Regions from separate parts of the Homo sapiens genome. Here region 1 is linked to region 2. A link is a contact called in ENCODE Hi-C or POLR2A ChIA-PET data. All regions are on one chromosome and are shown on one strand. Each heading gives the region's core, a stretch centred on a gene start or an enhancer-like site at or near the end of the contact. The rest is flanking DNA. Distances are from core to core; before and after follow the strand shown.

Region 1 (6,112 bases), core at 1,979-4,478, 920 kb after region 2:
AGTTATTTTTAAATGTACATTTTAATTCTTTTTCTCATTTTTGATACCTGATATATTTTAAATGCCTCTCTTTTTTATCACTTGCAAAAAGTGGCCAGTAACTAATTCTCCCTTCTCAAATTCCTTTTTGATTTTACAATAGTTCATATTTGTTTTGAATTTTTTAAAAAATACATGATACAGATAAGCAAAAACAAAGAAAAGACAGAATGAAAAAGAGAGAGAGAGAGAGAACTGGGGGTAGGGGCTCTAATTAGAAAAAGGAACTTCTGGAACAAGCAAAAAGGGGTGTGCATAGCAAGGCAGCATTGCCAGCAGTGTTAAGGGTGCACATGCTTCCTGACTTTCTCCCTGTGATGATCCTATTATTCTACAATTCTTAAATGTAGGTCCATCTATTATACTTATTTCTTTCTACTTCATTTGTACTTACCTCAGCTCAGAGGTGCTTCAATAACTGTTAACTGATCTTGCTTCTATCTCTCTCCATCCATTCAGATTACATTGCCTAAATTAGTATTTTCCAAGAGTCACTCTTCTGGGCAAGTATTTTCATTACCTTCACTGGTCTTATAGTATAGAATACCACTCCAGGCCCTGAGCATATTCTAACAGTAAGTTAATTTCAGCCTTATTTTTCACTATTCCCCTCTCCACCCCTGCTTTCCACAGCCCAGAAGCTCCTTATGTTGGTGAGGTGTAGGAGGAGCACGGTCCTCAGAATGAAACTGATCTGGGTGCAAATCCTGGCTTCATCACTACAGAGAGGTTGTGAATCTAGGCAAGTTTCCATATCTCTCTGAGTCTCAATTTTTTTTCATTTATGGAATAAACATAATATTTTTCACCTTGCAGGAACGTGTGGAGGACACATGAGAAAGGTATCCAAACATACATTGCCTAGTGTGGGGCACACCTTAGGTTCTCATTAAGAGTTAGTTTCTTTTCTCTCCAGTCAGATTGTCCCTTTCCCTTTTTCACCTCCAATCTTTGTCTGGGATGCCCACTTTTTCACATCCTTCTATTCTTGATGTTTTTCTCCTCTTTGAAGATCTTCTAGGTCATTCCAGCTCACAGGAATTCCTCTGCTTCCTCTAAATGCCTAATGCATTACATGCATTAGCCATTCACCACTCGTTGGTGGGATCTTTGAGATCTTTCTTGATATGCTGTCATGTTTTATTATTATTCTCCTGTATACAGTCCTCCCTGCATTCCTGCTTTGTTTCACAAAATAGACTATGAGCTCACCAAAAATAGGTCTATTCACTCTGTATTCTCAGTACCTCACACATTTCCAGAAGTATAGAAAATGCTCCACTATCTCTTTATTGAATTGATTTTTATATTTTATTATCTTCCCTAGGTCTTCCCTTGAATCTTAAATCATGAAATATTAATAATTAATCAATCAATTCATTTATTTATTTGTGCGTTTGTTTTCAACAACAATGTATTGGATGTTTACAATGTTCCAGGCACTGATCTAGTTACTCAAGACATAGCTATAAACTAAATAGACAAGTTTTTTGCTTTCATGGATTATCTTATAGTCTAGTGGGTAATAAAAACAATACAAATGTAGATTAATAAATAATTTAAGAGTCATGACTACTCTGAGGGAAATAAAACCAGGTGACAGGAGAGCTAGTGACAGATAAGCAGGGTTGTGCCTGGGGCTTGGGAATCCCCAAGACATTTTGGCCATGGAGCAGATGATCTGCAGCAGGCAATTGGTTGTTTCTTGTCACCCAGTGTTACTGGTGGTTGGAGCTCATCTACTATGTGCAGATCATAGAACATGTGAGCTGTGAGAGAACTCAACAGTGATGAAGTCTAGCAATTCTCAAATACTATTTTATTGCCATATATTTATTCAAGTGAAATCTCATAGGGAAGCCCATAACTCCTGGATGTTTTCATAATTCCGCTGAAAACCTTTGGTCTGGCTTATGTTCTTTACTTTTACAAATGAGGAAACAAATACAAATGGCACATGGAGATGAATGGTCAAAAATTAGATGGCAGACAGGTGTGAATGACATCATAGGTATCTTATGATACCTGATTGGCTCGGGTGGCTACTATGTTTTTCTGTTTGAAGAAACAGTTCCCTTCAAAACAAGTTTCCAACCTAGGGATATGATTTATTGCTCCATTGCAATTTTTAACAGTATTACCCAATTATTTACATAACTTATTCCCTAACTAGTTCTAAATAGTTTTTAGTTGTTGCTTAAGACCAAAACAATTATCTAATAAATATTTACAATGATTTACAAACATAAAGATTGAAGATGTATGTCCCCTTTAGGCTCAGCTGTAAATTACCTTCTCTCTCTCTGATCCCTATAATCCTTTATACCTCCCATATGATATTTGCCAGATTTTACCTTGTAAAATTGCTGTCACAACCTTTTCTGACCCTATACATAAAACTGCAAAAGGTCTGAGACCAGGAAATCATATCTTAATATATTTGTGGTACCCACTAAAAACAGTGCCATGCATTTATAGTAGATGCTAAATAACAAATATTAAATAATTATCCAAGATGCTCAGTTTAATTCAAGCAGACAGAGTCACTGAAAAATTATTTTGAGCATTGATAACATCACTGGCATATGTGGGTAGCCTGCCAGGTGGCAGTCTTGCCAAGGAAAGCATTCATTTGAATGTGTAAGATCTGGTATGTCATCAAAAGCCATTCGTATGATTTCATCGTCATGGCATCTATTTAGTGAGTGACTCTTAGATTACTTAGAGCAGGATGCTAGGTGCTTTGGGTGGGATTCAGAAGAGGCATAAAATATAATCCATTCCTTTAACAAATTAGCAGTGAAGACTGGGAAACAAGAGTCCAAAAATATAAAGTCGTGTATAATTAAGTTCTAAATTGTGTAGTGAAAGTAAGTGAGGCAGAAGTCCAAGGAGTGATCACTAAATGGTGGCTGTGGAGGGTAGGAAAGGCACCAGACCCTAGATTGCCATGAAAACACATATTGAGATGCCAAGTCGTCTACACAGATCTCTGAGGGAATTAAAGGCTAGTCTACACAAGGTCATAGCACAATAAACGAGTCGCAGGAATGAAGAACAAAATTGGCTTTCATTTTTCCTATCGGCAAAGAGGCTTGGCTTGACACAGTACTGCAGGTTTCAAAAATTCCAGTGTCAGATATTGTTCCTAAAGGAGAAACATTCTGAGAACTTGTGAGAATGCAAATTTGTCCTTGCACAGGAGGACGTCAGCCAAAGAGTTCCCAGACATTACTCACTGGTTCGGCATATCCCTCAACCTACTAGGCTAAGTTGTGCCATGTCACTGAGGGGACCACAGTCTGTTCTTACATGGACTGTGGCTCAAGAAATTAGGAATGGGAAGGACCAGAATTTACAGTGTGGAGATGAAAGGTACAAGCCTTATAAGGAGAGATCACAAAAGAAAAATGTTAGACTATCTGGAATGCCAGGTGATGAGATATGACATGTAACATGGGTAGTTAACCCATCAGGAGCTCTAGACACAAATATACTCCCTTTCTTTCAGGGTGTAGAGTACTCTGTAATTGGTGTAGGAAGCATATAAGGTGCTGTTTTCATAAGTCTTTAGCCTGGATGGAAAGTTATGCAGAAGTTAGAAAAGAGACATACTGAAGAAAAAAACAGCCGAAGATGCCTCCCCCTCAAGACTATTCATTTATCTATAAAGGATGTTTTGGGGTCACAAAATTGGATGATACTTCCAAGGACTCCATAAAATTATTGTGAAGCCTATAATGGCTGATGTAAAACACTGAAATAACAGTGCATGTCTTAAACTGATGCACGCAACTTGATTGAACAGGATAATGGCACAATGGCAGAAAGTGATATTCAGGGCATTGGGTATCTGTTGAAAACCCTATCGTTTACAAACAGAAATTTGTTGACCACTTACTCTGTGTTGGGTGCTGTACCAGGTGCTGTGAGAATATGAAAGAAATACAAGGCTGATTCCTCTGCTGAGAGAAATCTAAAATTGGAGGGGAAATGAGGATCCATATATGTCCTTGGCAAAACAACCTCTTTCTTCCAACACCACCAGCTTCATCATCACTATCAACTCTGAACTACAATACTTCCATTTTGTTTATGCGGTATTTTATGATTTAACCCAGGAATGTTGACAGTATTCTCCCATTTCCAGATTAAAGATATTTCATTTGTCCAGGTTATCTCAGGTTACATGAAAAGTAATCTTATCTTTGACACTCTGAAAGTCTCAGCTACTACTAGCGTTTTCTAACAGACAATGAACTCCATACATGTAATTTAGTTCACATCAATCATACAGAACATATAAATATATACATATGAATGGTATCTTCTTGAGTGTAGACTTTGAGAGGCCAAGTCCAAAATACTTTTGGAAAATCTCTTTGGAAATTGTCTTCAACAAATGCATTGCATTCTCTGGTTTCCTAATGCTGTCAGATATGTAACTTGTAAACAATAAATTTTATAAGTAACCAAAGGTTATTGGGAGCTCTGATGGTTAATTTTGTGTCAATATGACTGAGCCACAGGGAGCCCAGGTATTTGGTTTATGATTATTCTAGTGTGTCTGTGAGTGAGTTTCTGGATGAGATTAACATTTGAATCAGTAGAATGAGTAAAGCACACTGCCATCCCTAATTTGGGTGGGTGTCATCCAATTAGTTGAAGACCTTAATAGAACATAAAGTCTAGTAAGAAAGAATTCCTTCTGCATATCAACATGGGACATAAGTTTTTTATATTTTTTTCCTTTGGACTTGAAGGAAAGCACTGGCTCTTCCTGGGTCTCCAGCCTATTAGACTTGGACTGGAGTTACACCATCACCTCTCCTAGGTCTTCAGCTTGCTTATGTAGATATTGGGGCTTGTCATCCTCCATAATTATGTGAGCCAAATCCTTAAGATATATAGGTAGGTAGGTAGACAGACAGATGCATAGATAGATAGATAGATAGATAGATAGATAGATAGATAGATAGATACATAGACAGATGCATAGATAGATATAGATAGATAGATAGATAGATAGATAGATAGATAGATAGACAGACAGACAGACAGACAGATAGATAGAGATAGAAAGTAAATCTCCTATTGGTCCTGTTTCTCCGGAAAACCCTTATTGATGCAGAGGCCAAACTCAATGAATACATTAGTTGATAAGCTGGTAATACAATTTTTGGCCACATGTATTCCAAATGATATATATACACATACATATATATATATATATATGTATATATATATATATAATCATCTCATCCCTTATTTTTCTTATAGGATCATAAACTGACTTTGAAAGTAACTTTAAAATGGGAATTCCAAATAGCTCTTGAGCAATGGAAGTATGTGGCAGAGAAAACTAGCTGGTCACAAATTCATTTCTTCTTTCTACTTAGAATGCAGCTTGACTGCGTTTCCCGACTGTCTTGCTTGTGACTGAGTCTTCACATATACCCCTTTTAGGTGTGGCTTATAACGATCTCCCACACAAGATTTCACACTCTTTTCTGTTCAGTGGTGACATTAGCCATGAATTGAAGATGGTGGAATGTGAGATGGTTTCTTCCAAACCCAAGTCCCTGCATCAACTAGAAGAGAGCTGATTAGGAATACTCATTTTGGATTTTATAGGACCAAAAAATAAATTTGCATTTTGTTAAGCCACTGAGATATGGGTAGTGTGGCTATTTTGTAACCTTAGTTGTTGATGGCTGAAATTGCCTAATTAATAAGCAGCATCATTAGAATTAGAGCAAAGTTGAGAACATTAGAGGACAAGATACATGTCAATAACATCTGATTTCATTGTTAATATTTGATATGGTTTGGCTCTGTGTCCCCACCCAAATCTCATCCTGAATTGTACTCCTATAATCCCCAAGTGTTGTGGGAGGGACACAATGGGAGATAGTTTGAATCATGGAGGCAGTTTTCCCCATACTCTTCTCATGGTAGTGAACAAGTCTCATGAGATCTGATGGTTTTATCAGCGGTTTCTGCTTTTGCTTCCTCCTTATTTTTTCTTGCCGCCGCCATGTAAGAAGTGCCTTTCACCTCCCACAATGATTCT
Region 2 (5,277 bases), core at 214-2,713:
AGACCGAGAACACATGGTACATTTTCTTTCTTTCTTTCTTTTTTTTTTTTCTTTTTTAGAGACGGAGTCTCACTCTGTCACCCAGGCTGGAGTGCAGTGGTGCGATCTCGGCTCACTGCAAGCTCCGCCTCCCGGGTTCACGCCATTCTCCTGCCTCAGCCTCCTGAGTAGCTGGGACTACAGGCGCCCGCCACCACACCTGGCTAATTTTTTTGTATTTTTAGTAGAGACAGGGTTTCACCGTGGTTCGCCAGGATGGCCTCGATCTCCTGACCTCATGATCCACCCGCCTTGGCCTCCCAAAGTGCTGGGATTACAGGCGTGAGCCACCGTGCCCGGCCAGTACCTTTTCTTTATTTTTTAATTTTATTTCTTTTTCTTTCTTTCTTTCTTTCTTTTTTTTTTTTTTACTTCTGCGAGCCTGGAACATCTTTTCTTTAATTTGATGCTGTCTTTCTTCCTCTCTAATGCTCAAATCTAGCTTTCATATTTTTTCTCAAGGTTGTCATTTGACAGGAGGTTTTATTTAAAAGTTCTGAGGTTAAATACCTGGAAGATAAGATGAAGCCAGTTGAAAACAGTGTCCTTTTTCTGTTCTCATGCCTGAGAGAAGTTCAGTCAGTCCTGATTTTTCAATCGGGGTAGACCAAAGTTTAAGTCAGCTGGCTGTGATACAATCTTATTTTACCATTTTCTTTCACATGCTTTTAGTTAATGGAGGAAGCTGGGTCTTAAAATATCCAATTGCATTTAACTTCTTTTACTTACTTAAGGAACCAGTTACCCTTTGATAAGTACCTATGTCTAGTTCCTTTTATCCACAGTTGGTATTTAGTCAATAATAACAATAACAACAATAATAATACCGATGCGGTGCTTCATATACTCCAGGCACTCTTCTAAACACTTTTAGAGACATCGATATTCATTTGATCCTGGCAATAATAGGTATTATTACTCTCTTTGTTTCACATGTGAGGAAACCAAGGCAGAGAGAGATTAAATAACTTGCCCAAGCTGTGAGATAGTAGAGCTGAGACATTTACCTATCAAAGTCGCTGCCATCGTCAGCACTCACTCGCATTCATTGGAAGCTCAAGTCGGTGACCAATCATGTGTCCCTAAAGCAGCAGTACAGTGTAATGATTAAGGGCACAAACTCTGGAATGAAAATGGCCTAGGTTTGTGTGTTTGGGGACGGACATTCCACTCTAGAAGTAGATTCCACCTGGCCTAAAATGTGTAAATCACTGTGCTATCACACCAAGTTAGAAACTCACATGGTGCACACACATGCTAAGCTCCTTACAGTCTGAAACTGGCAACAGTAATCAGCATGCAAAGTTCTCTTTAGATGGCCTGTTTTTTTTTTCCTAGCTAACCCCTTTGATTAGCAAATAGTACAAATGTTTATAGAGTTGGAAGATTTTTAATATCTTTATTTGAATTGCACAAAGCAGCCAAATGTAGTTTGGCCCTAGGCTGCAGAGTATATGTGTCCGGGTGCCAAGAAGCAACTGCACTCCGCCTGGGATGCCAAGCATTCCAGACCTGTTACCTTGTAAGTGTAATATTTACCAGATTTTTGCTTCATCTGGAGATGAAGAGCAGAGATGAATAGAGTGGGGGTGGGTCAGGCTGCTGGGAAGGGAGCTCAGTGTTGAGAGGAATCCCTGAATGAGTAGGTAGCTGGGAAGGGAACAGAGATTTGCCAGAAAAAGCCCTTTTGCTGGCAACTTGGAATCTAGGAAAAAATAACAGAGGCTAACATGCTGGGGTGCTTACCATGTGCCAGGCATAGTGCCAAATGTTCTGCTTTCATGAGCCTATCTCATCCTTTCAATTCTATGAGATAGATGCTATTATTATCCCTACTTTGTAGATGGGAAAAGTGCAGCTGAGAGAGTTAATTACCCAAGATCAATTCTCTTCTGTTCCAAGGTCTCTTTGTTACTTTAGTAAAACTAGTACAGAGCAAGGAATGACAGTGCATCAAGCCGAACCCCAACAAGTCAAGGCACTTACAGTATCTTCTGTTGGTTCTTACTTTCTCTAACCTTCGCAACTGCCCTGAAAGTTAGGTGTTGTTAACATTTTACAGACGAGGAAACTGAGGCCTTAGAGCTTAAGATATTTGCCAAAGGCACATTTTTGTTTTTGTTTTTGTTTTTTTTTTTTTTTGAGACAGAGTCTCGCTCTGTTGCCCAGGCTGGATTGAAGTGGCACAGTCTTGGCTCACTGCAAGCTCCGCCTCCCGGGTTCACGCCATTCTCCTGCCTCAGCCTCCTGAGTAGGTGGGACTACAGGCAACCGCCACCAAGCCCAGCTAATTTTTGTATTTTTAGTAGAGACGGGGTTTCACCTTGTTAGCCAGGATGGTCTGGATCTCCTGACCTCGTGATCCACCCGCCTCGGCCTCCCAAAGTGCTGGGAGTACAGGTGTGAGCCACAGCGCCCGACTGAAAGGCCAGATTTTTAAGTGGTAAATCCAGGAGTAGAATCTGGGTCTGCTGAATCCCACATCTTAAATCTCTTTGTGTTCAAACATGACGTCTTCATTAGGCACCAGTGACAAGATCACAAATAAAACAAAACTCTATCTCTGGACAAGCTCAATTTTCTGCGATGTTCCTAAAAGGGAAGGGGATTGAGGCAGAGCTCCAGGTAGCTTGTACTGAATCCTGTGTGTGAATAAACAGAGGTAGTAGATGAGATAGTGCTACTAGGTGTGTGTGTAGGGGTGTGTGTGTGTGTGTGCACACGCGCGTGCCTATGCACACAATGGGGCAGTTGTAGGCTGGAGCAGGGAAGATTTATTTTTAAATTGAAGAAATTAGTAGTTGCCAGAGAAGCACATGTGCAATGTCTTATGTTTTACTTTCATCATCTCTCCATCTGATGAATAAATTTTAAGGGGATTCCTGCAGGTCAGCAGAAAGAGAGGGTGAAATCTAGCCCTAGTTCTTTGCTGCCCTTACCAGATGGAGGCCACCATTAAAGCCCTCAACTCAACTGAAAAAAAAAATTTTATGAAGTATTTTTGTGAAAATTAAGCTATAGCATTGGAAACCACTCTTTACATCCCCCTCCCCACCTCCTGCAGTGCTCAAAGCTGTCTTCCAAGGAAGCTGGAAATATAAGTAGAAAAAATATCTTGCCCAGAGGCCCCTGGCAAGAGCTCTTAATCAGCTACTGGTACCTTTGCTTTTGGGGACTGTAGCTTTGGTTGAGTCTCACCCAAAAATCAATGTTTTTAGCTGAAGGCGGAAAATTATAAAAGCAAAGGTGTGAAGTGAAGCTCTTTGGTTAGTGCTGTCAGTGGAAGAACAGTCACCCCAGTGGAGTAATAGGTGCCCCAAGACACATACACACGCTTGAGCAGGACCACTGATTCATCCAGGCGCTCGCTGATGTGAGACTGATAAAGTGACTTATTTTTAAGCAGTTGATCATACTTCTGAATTAAAGTATTCATAGATTATTCAGAAATAATAAATTTGTTTTGTGGAAAGTGAGATTTTTTTTTCTCTACTTACTTCACAGTACCACCATGTCCCACTGGACATTTGGACACATAGGAACTGAATTCAAGGGATGATTTTCTATCACTTGAAATCTTAAAGTAGAAGAGAGATGGAGTGATTTGCTTGTGATGAATCGGCCAGTCTCTGGGTAAAAAAGTCAGGACTAGGAAAACAAGGACTAAAGTCACAAACTTCTGCTCCCAACACAATCACTAAGATCACCTTCAAATGCCACTTCTACTTCCCGTAGGAGTTCTAGTCTTTCATGAGTATTCAATTTTAAGCACTGGTGGTCTATATGGAGGTATGAGGTGGTGTTTCTCTTTTGGCTACTCATCTCAAATTTTGAAAATAAATGTTCATGGGGGTAAGAAGATTGTTTTATGACACTAGCCTACTGTAAATTCTTTTTGGAGTCTTCTTGAAAATATTTGAGTTTTTAAATTAAACACTAGGTGATAAGGAAAGGTTTCAAGGGAGGATAAAGTTAAAAAGAAAGGCAATTCCCAACGAAGAGGAAAGAAACCTATGTGATGGAGTCTTAAGCTTTTGTATTCTGCCCTTGGATATTACAGCAAGGCCCTAGGACTGGATTTATGATGCAACCAGGGGTTTAATTAGAAGACTATGAGCTCGAATGGAGCCACATTTAGACAGAATCTGAAACCTCTGTTTTGTCAATGCATAATTCTACAGGAATTTGCAAGTGACCTTTATTTTTTTAGGAGGGTCCAAAATTCAAAGCTGGAAAGCATGTGTCCTTTTTAATGTATAGTCTATTGCAAATATGAATCTGCCTTTAGAAAAACACAAGACCATTTTAAAATGCAATAATAGGGCTGCTAATTTGCCCTTCAGAAGTCATTTTTCATTTTCTTTGTTGGGAAAGCAGGTGCATGAGAAGTGTGTGTATGTGGGGGGTGTGGGGGAGAGGGAGAGTGTCCTCAGGTGTTCATTGTCACACAGCCCTCAAGTGGCTTCACAGGCAGAAAGTCCTAGCAAGAAATGGCAGTCCTTGCAGAAGCCCTTTGTCCCTTCAGCCATACTGTTTGTGAGTTTTTTTACTGAAGGATTTTCACACAGCTACGTGGCGAAGGACTTGCGAGATTTGATTATATATCCCATGAGTCAGGTTTCGATGGGTTACAGATTGCAATAAAATCAACCACAGGCTTTGGAAAAACTTTCCATGAAAGGCATTTTAGACTAAGAAATATTGGCTTTGGATTTCCCCATCTAGAAAGGTAGAGAGTAAACATGTACTGACAAAAAAGCACCACATTCGGGATCCCGAAAATAATTGTGAAACAACACAAGAATGCTTTTCCTCCTCCCTTTCCTTCCTTTCCACGTCACAGAGTTTGTCATTTATGACGATTTTGTGGTTGTTTTAACAGTTCTGTGAAAATGAGATACAGAGAAAGTATTTTTAAGATTTATTTAAATAATATAAGGTCACAGATATTCCCCCCTCTCCTCTTCTAGAACATCTTGATTCATTAAAAAGAAAAAAAAAAAGGAATTAAATAGCATAAGTATTTTGAATGCATTGGTTATGGGTTTTATTTTTAATAACTGTCTTGTCACTCATTATTTTATTGGGTTAAAAGTTATAATCATTTTCAGGTAGATAATTAAAGTAGCTATGTATGTAGGAATGGAGTTAGAATAATTTGGAATATCGTGGTGGAAAAAGCGTTAGCAGGTATGTGGGATATTTGAAAGCCTTAGAAAAACAAGCATGTTAAATGCT

Evidence for each region. A loop is a pair of places that touch in the nucleus more often than their neighbours do. ChIA-PET counts read pairs that join two places held with the same protein, here RNA polymerase II (POLR2A). Pooled maps may share reads with other maps.
Region 1: a map of endothelial cell of umbilical vein shows a loop between it and region 2 (2.7-fold over the local background). The contact joins two enhancer-like sites. A Hi-C loop is called at or near these places in 1 of 168 maps with a recorded cell type or tissue (endothelial cell of umbilical vein) and 1 of 50 pooled maps. POLR2A ChIA-PET finds 5 or more read pairs at or near these places in 2 of 52 experiments (PC-3 and PC-9).

What each region holds. Positions count from the first base shown.
Region 1 is chr1:219,301,768-219,307,879 of GRCh38, forward strand. It overlaps a transcript of LYPLAL1 not described here. Among named protein-coding and RNA genes, the nearest start is that of LYPLAL1, 130 kb to the left of the region's middle. Within about 2 kb of position 3,229, at least 4 of the 41 ENCODE cell types and tissues checked have a DNase peak (open chromatin) inside an H3K27ac peak, as active enhancers do.
Region 2 is chr1:218,379,093-218,384,369 of GRCh38, forward strand. All of the region lies in intron 1 of TGFB2 (transforming growth factor beta 2), which reads left to right. Among named protein-coding and RNA genes, the nearest start is that of TGFB2-AS1, 36 kb to the left of the region's middle. Within about 2 kb of position 1,464, at least 7 of the 41 ENCODE cell types and tissues checked have a DNase peak (open chromatin) inside an H3K27ac peak, as active enhancers do.